Linked DNA regions of Homo sapiens: region 1 is linked to region 2. The links are chromatin contacts, found by Hi-C or POLR2A ChIA-PET in ENCODE. All regions are on one chromosome and are shown on one strand. The core of a region is the stretch at or near the end of the contact, and the rest is flanking DNA. Distances in the headings are between cores, read along the strand shown.

What was found. A loop is a pair of places that touch in the nucleus more often than their neighbours do. ChIA-PET counts read pairs that join two places held with the same protein, here RNA polymerase II (POLR2A). Pooled maps may share reads with other maps.
Region 1: a pooled map shows a loop between it and region 2 (2.2-fold over the local background). The contact joins two enhancer-like sites. A Hi-C loop is called at or near these places in 4 of 50 pooled maps. POLR2A ChIA-PET finds 5 or more read pairs at or near these places in 4 of 52 experiments (PC-3, WTC11, activated CD4-positive, alpha-beta memory T cell and 1 more).

The regions. Positions count from the first base shown.
Region 1 is chrX:9,376,906-9,380,393 of GRCh38, forward strand. No RefSeq gene overlaps it. Among named protein-coding and RNA genes, the nearest start is that of TBL1X, 86 kb to the right of the region's middle. Within about 2 kb of position 2,231, at least 2 of the 41 ENCODE cell types and tissues checked have a DNase peak (open chromatin) inside an H3K27ac peak, as active enhancers do.
Region 2 is chrX:9,340,113-9,343,688 of GRCh38, forward strand. No RefSeq gene overlaps it. Among named protein-coding and RNA genes, the nearest start is that of TBL1X, 120 kb to the right of the region's middle. RefSeq lists an enhancer at 1,888-1,947. Within about 2 kb of position 1,524, at least 34 of the 41 ENCODE cell types and tissues checked have a DNase peak (open chromatin) inside an H3K27ac peak, as active enhancers do.

The DNA of each region.
Region 1 (3,488 bases), core at 981-3,480, 38 kb after region 2:
TGCAGCAGTGTAGTACAGGACTCCACTGGGTTAGAGGGCAGCCCATTGCAGTGCAAGCTCAAGCTCTACTATTTAGTACTGCATGCCATCTCCAGTACTAAAGAAAGGCTGTGTATTCATTATTAGTTGCTGCACGATAAATCATTCTGAAATTTAGTGGCTTTTCTTGAACTATTATTTTAGGTTTAGGGGTACATGTGCAGGTTGGTTATATAGGTAAACTCATGTCACGGGAGTTTATTGTACAGATTATTTCATCACCCAAGTACTAAGCCTAGTACCCGATAGTTATTTTTTCTGCTCCTCTCCCTCCTCCCACCCCCCACCCTCAGGTAGACCCCAGTGTCTGTTGGTCCCTTCTTTATGTTCATGAGTTCTCATCATTTAGCTCCCTCTTATAAGTGAGAACATGCAGTACTTGGTTTTATGTTCCTGCATTAGTCTGCTAAGGATAATGGCCTCCAGCTCCATCCACGTTCCTGCAAAAGACATGATCTCATTCCTTTTTTATGGCTGCATAGTATTCCATGGTGTACATGTACGACATTTTCTTTATCCAACCTGTTACTGATGGACATTTAGATTGATTCCACGTCTTTGCTATTGTGAATAATGCTGCAGTGAACATTCACATGCATGTGTCCTTATGGTAGAATGATTCATATTCCTGAGTATATACCCAGTAATGGGATTGCTGGGTGGAATGGTAGTTCTGTTTTTAGTTCTTTGAGGAATCGCCATACTGCTTTCCACAATGGTTGAACTAATTTACATTCCCACCAACAGTGTATACGTGTTCCCTTTTCTCCACAACCTCGCCAGCATCTGTTATTTTTTGACTTTGTAGTAATAGCCATTTTGACTGGTATGAGATGGTATCTCCTTGTGGTTTCGATTTGCATTTCTCTAATGATCAGTGATACTGAACTTTTTTTTATATGCTTTTTGGTCACATGTATGTCTTCTTTTGAAAAGTGTCTATGTCCTTTGCACACTGTTTAATGGGGTTGTTTTTCTCTTGTAAATATGTTTAAGTTCCTTAATACATGCTGGATATTAGACCTTTGTCAGATGCATGGTTTGCAAATATTTTCTCCCATTCTGTAGGTTGTCTGTTTATTCTGTTGATAGTTTCTTTTGCTGTGCAGAAGCTCTTATAATTATATCCCATTTGTCAATGTTTACTTTTGTTGCCATGCTTTTGGCATCTTTGTCAATAAATTTTTGCCCGAATTTACCAAATTAAGTGGCTTAAAACAACCATAATCATGTATTCCATCTCACATTTCTTTGGGTCAGGAATCCAGGCAGAGCACAGAATGGATGACATTCTTGATTAATGATATCTGGCACTTCAACTGGCAGACTAAATGGGGACTGGAAGCATCTGAAGACGATGTGCTGGAGGATCCAGGGCTGGTAAGCTGGTATTGGCTGTTGGAGGGAGGCCTCTGTTCCTGTGGGCCCCTCCGTAGGACTGCTTGGGCATCCTCACAACATGCTGTCTGGTTCTCCCAGATGAGTGATACAAGACACCAAAAAGGAACCTGAAATGCCTGTGATGGCCTCAGAAGTCACCCACCATCATGTCCTTAATATTCTATTGGTCACAAAGGTCAACCATATTCAACATGGGAGGAGACTATGCAAGAGTGTTGTCTTAGTCTGCTCAGGCTGCCATAACAAAATACCATAAAACTGGATGGCTTATAGCTCACCGTGCTGGGGGCTGGGAAGTCCAAGATCAAGATGTCAGCCAATTCATTTCCTGGTGAGGGCTCTCCTCCTGGTTTGCAGAGGGCTACCTTCTTACAGAATTCTCACATGACACAGAGATAAAGGAGAGAGGGCTGCTCTCTTCTTCTTCTCATAAGAGCATTAATCCTGTCAGAGGGCTCTACCCTTATGAACTCATCTATCCTTTATTATTTCCCAAAGCCTCACCTTCAAATACCATCACATTATGGATTAGGGGTTCAACATATGAATGTAAGGGGCAATCAAGCTTTTAGTCCACAGCGGATGTGAATACAGGAGGTGAGGATCATTGGAGACTATCTTGAACACTTGCTACCACAGGCAACAAAACACAGCAAAGAGTCTTTTGGCATAGTGGTATGGCATGGCAGGTATAGTACAGTATACTACAGTACAGCGTAGTACTGTGTAACGTACACTGTCAAACCACATCATTTGGGTTCACATCCAAGCCACTCATTTACTCTGCAGCCTAAAGCAAATTGCTCAATCCTTTTGTGTGCCCCAGTTTCAACATATTTAAAATGTAGTAGATTAGATCATTGTTAGGCAAGTACTCATTCCTGACACCACTTCCTCCCAACCTTCGTGGAAGGAGTATACTTACCCACTCCATCCGTGTTGGCTTGACACTATAAGTTGCTTCGAACTCATGCTGGGCAGAGTGTACATCCCCATCTCTTTATTTGAGGCTCAGCAATGTGCCTCACTATGGCCAATATGAGAAGATGAGACACAAGTGGAAGCTTGAAACGAATTGTGCAGTTTTGCTTTCCCTCTTGAACGTCTCCCATGACTATGGGAAAGAAACAGCTGCAGTTTGCCTGCTAGTTTAAGGAGAAAGATGCCTGGAGCAAACCTGAATCCAGTGTGCAGCTTGGAGCTATGTGCAGATAAGCTCAGACTAAATCTTGCTGGCTCTCAGCCAAGCTGTGGCCACATTGGGGAGATTAAATGATTGCTGTGTTCAGCCATAGAAATTGTTTGGGGATGCTTCTTATATGGCATTATTGAGGTGCTAGCTGACTGACAGAGATATCAATGATAGAACCTATTTCATAGGGTTGTGAGGATTGCATGAGATAATGTATGTAGCACATTTAAAGCACTGTCTGGTGCTGGAGCTTGTTCACAGAGCCTTTGAACTTCCTCTCGGAATATGCAGTTGCCCCTCCAGCCTCCTCTGCAGGGCTGCTTTCCCTGGCCCACGCACTCCACAATGTTCCAGACTTCCTTGTCCTTCACTGTACTCAGCTTCATCCTCTCATGCCTTTCCACACCTTTCCAGGTGTTAAGTAGCTGATCTAATTCATCCATGTTAGCACAATAGTGGGAAAATGCTACCTCCACCTTACCGCCTCCGCCCTTCCTGGAAACAAGTGGTTTGTTATTTTTGTTTGTTTTAAACATTTATTGGAGTCAAAGGCTCCTTTTGTCTCATCCTGGGGAATGAGTCATGATGAACAACTCAGACAAGGGATGAGGGGATGGGCAGGCTGTTACAAGCTGGGTAGCAGAGGAAGGCTTCTGTGAACGGGAGAACAATTTCTCTGAAAAACCAGGTAGAGCTTTGAGGCAACCCAGACCTTCAGAGCATGCAGGGCTCATTCAAATCACCCACAGCCCAGCTCTCCACCTGTGCTCAGGGCCAACCCCGTCACTCCCCGCGCATGCAGGTGGCCATTGTTGAGAGCACTAACTGATACCCCAAACCTCACCCGAGGAGCCAC
Region 2 (3,576 bases), core at 274-2,773:
AGGGTGAGCTTGCTCCTCCCCTCCTTTAAGTCTGCAGAATTACCTGGGGCTCCCTCCCAGGTGCCAAGCACACAGATGTGAGCAAGACACTGAGACACCACTGCTGCCCTGCGCTATCACTAGGGAATCCTGTGTCCCTAGCAGCTTATCCAGCTGGCTCTCAGGCTATGGTGAAACTGCAATACAGAAGGAATATTCCAAAAGAGAATTAAAAATGCAGCTGTCATATGGGCGACAGGCCCAAGTCTAGCAGTTAACAGCTACCCCGCCCCCACCCCGCCCACTTCCCTGGGAGCAGCCCTGCTCTCCAGTCTGCAAACCCAGGGGCTGAGGGGCCGGGGCATCCCGAGGCCTGGATGCCCAAGGGATGCAAACTCCTTCCCCACCCTCTCTGCTTCCCTTATCAAGCCTCCTAAGTGTTCTCCCCATCCCATAATGGGGAATAATCCCTAAAATTCAAGGGCTGAAGCTCTAATCCCCACTACCTTTTGGAATGTGACCGTATTTGGAAACAGGATCTCTAAGGAGGTAATTAAATTAAAATGAGGTCATTAGGGTGGGCCCTGGTCCAGTAGTACTGGAGTCCTTATAAGAAGAGGCGATGAGGACACAGGCACACACAGAGGGACGACCATGGGAGGATACAGGCCGTCTACAAGCCACCGAGAGGGGCTGCGGGAGAAAGCAGCCCTGTGACACTTGGGTTTCAAACATGTGGCCTCCAGAATGTGAGGGAATCCCTGTCTGCTACTCTGGCATGGCAGCCCTAGCCGGCTCATACGGGCCCATCCCCCACTCGCCATCTCAACGTGGAGACCCTACAGGAACTCATGGCCCGGGAAGGCCTTTTGGTCCCCTCACCCCTATTTTCAAAGCCCACACAGTTAAAATGCAGGGGGGCTTCTTGCTCTTAAGACTGAAATGGTGCAGCTCCCTACACCCGTCTGTGTCCACGGCCATCCCCAGTATAGCAAACTTACATGTGACACCCAGCTCGGTATTTCCCCTCTCAGGTCCCCCTTCCCCCTCCTACAGACACATCCCCAAACCCTTTTAAGATGTTGCATAACCTGGCTCCGGAAGCCAATAGAGTTTTTACTGAATCTGGCTTCACATAACCCAACAGATTGTGAACTAGACATTTGCCAACTTTTCCCCCGTGCCAGACCATTTTTAAGTTATGTGTGCACAGAATGGCATTTAAAGGACTTAAATAACTCTCCAGGGGGAGAAAAGAGCAGAAAATAGCCCACAAGGCTCCTATAAACGGGGGCAGGAACAGCAGAAACAGAATTTGGGGCGAGTGTTCTGCTTGTTTTTAGTTGCGGCGGGAGGGGCTTTTCTATTAGGTTGTGTTTTTGTTGTTTTTGCTTTGGGGGTGAAAAAAGGGGACAGAGAACAGAAAGGAACCTAGTTTATAGTGACAGCTGTTTAGGAAAGTCATTTCTAGATTAGAGGGGAGAGCCCCTAGGGGCTGCTTCTAGATTCCACTCCTTGGGGTTGGAGGGGCCGGGTGAGCAGGCTTTGGGGAGTGCCTGGGTGACTACCCCAACCCTGCCTCAACGGCACCCCCTCCCTGTGCACCGACAAATAAATGGTGGCTGTAAAAAAAAAAAGAAATAAATGTTTTTTTAAGCAGTGCTTCCTGTTATGTTCAAGGAAGACTAGGGCCGTTTTATTATTAAGCAATTTTCTCTTTTTAAGTAAACACACACACGACCACATTGCTGCAAGGCTAAAATCTCTTGCCTTACTCAAGCATCGACGTTTTCAATCTCCTATTTTCTCAAGCCCTCAATGAAGCCTTCCAAGAGCTTGCCTATGTTTAATTTGCATTCCGAAACAGAAAATCTAATGTGTTTTAACATTGTCTGCTTCAGCTGAAAAGGAAACTGTAAATTTATACAGTCTGGTTTAAAAAAAAAAAAATTGGCCATTGCATCTAAATGAGTCTCCTCCGGAAAGAGGCTGGGTGGCGCCCCTCCCCCTCCTCCCTCTTTCACTTCCCCTCCCGCTTCTCCCTCTTTCACTTCCCCTCCCCCTCCTCCCTTTTTCACTTCCCCTTGTCCTCCCTCCCTCACCTCCCATCCCCCTCCCTCCTCCTCCCCTCCCCCTCTGCTTTTCACCCCCTCCCTCCTCCTCCCCTCCCCCTCTGCTTTTTACCCTCCCCCTGCTCCTTCCCACCTCCCCTCCCCCTCCCCCGCTGCTTTCACCCCCTCCCTCCTTCCCTCCCCCTCTGCTTTCACCCCTCCCTCTTCCTCCCCTCCCCCTCTGCTTTTTACCCTCCCCCTCCTTCTCCCCTCCACCTCTCCCCTCCCCATCCTTCTCTGCTTTTCACCCCCTCCCTCCTCCCCCCTCCTCCTCCGTTTTGCACCCCTCTCTCCTCCTTCTCCTCCCCTTCCCCCTCCTCCTCTGCTTTTCATCCCCTCTCTGTCCCTCCCTCCCCCCTCCTAGCCTCCTCTCCCTGCATTGGAGTTTAGGCCACAGCCTCCCTCCTCCCTCTTAGTCTTCCAGCCTCCTCCCCTCCCCTCCCCTCTCTTCTCCTCCCCTCCCCCAGGATCAGACTCGGGGCCGGTCTGTGCCAGCGCCCTACGTGGACTGGGAAAGAATTACCGAGGACCTTAGAAGAGCTGCGCACTCGCAGCGCCCCGCCCCCACGCCGCCGGCCGCCCGCGCGGGTGTCTCCCTGTGCTCCCAAAACACGGCTCAGGTTCACCGGGTCCTCCCCCGGGGATCTCAGGGCTGTTGGGGGGTGCTGTGGTTCCCAGAACGCCGCGACACTCTGAAACAGGAAAGGGGACGGCAGAGGGGTCCTGCTGCGGGGGAGCCCTTGAGAAGGCCTGGGTGGAGAGGGACTTGGGGACAGAGGTAAAGAAGGGAGTCTCTGGGGGTGAGGAAGTGCCTGGGAAGGGCACGAGGAGGAGTTGGGGAAGGGAAAATCAGGCCCAAAGTTTTAGGGCTCTGTCTCTACTGAAGGTCAAAAAGGGTTCCTGCAGGGCAGTGGGAGACCTGCTCCTGACGACCCCGTCCTATAATTAAATCCCTGAGTAAGAACACTCCAGAGTTGGGGCTCAGTAGCTGCCGTGTGCACCTGCGCATCAGATGCCCCCTAAGCGTACCCCTGGAAGCCTCTGATTCTGTGTCATCACGGCAGGAGGGGATTCGAGGAGTTTTGGAAGACGCCAGGATGACGTTCTTAAGCCATCTGATGGGTGAAGGGGCTTCTTCACTTCGCTGTGGCTTCACTACTTAGATGTTAAAGCGGCTTCTCTTCCTAATAAAAAACAAAGTGTAGCCACTTTTCTGTCCAAGAAAATAAAAATTCCCAGAGAAAACCAACGTTGACGTTTGCATTCACGACGTGCCTGTCGTTTTCCTCTGTGTGGAAGAATTTTCCCATCCAAAAATGGGAGTTGAGGATGGAGGTGAGGTAAATAATAAAATCGGGCTCACTCTGTATAAATAGTTCAGCATTCCGATTTGGTTACCTAGTATTAAAAAATAAATATTTTTCTAGGTCACTAAATATTTTTCAAAATTATACTTTAAATGAGGGCTTAAATTCCACCGCGTGGA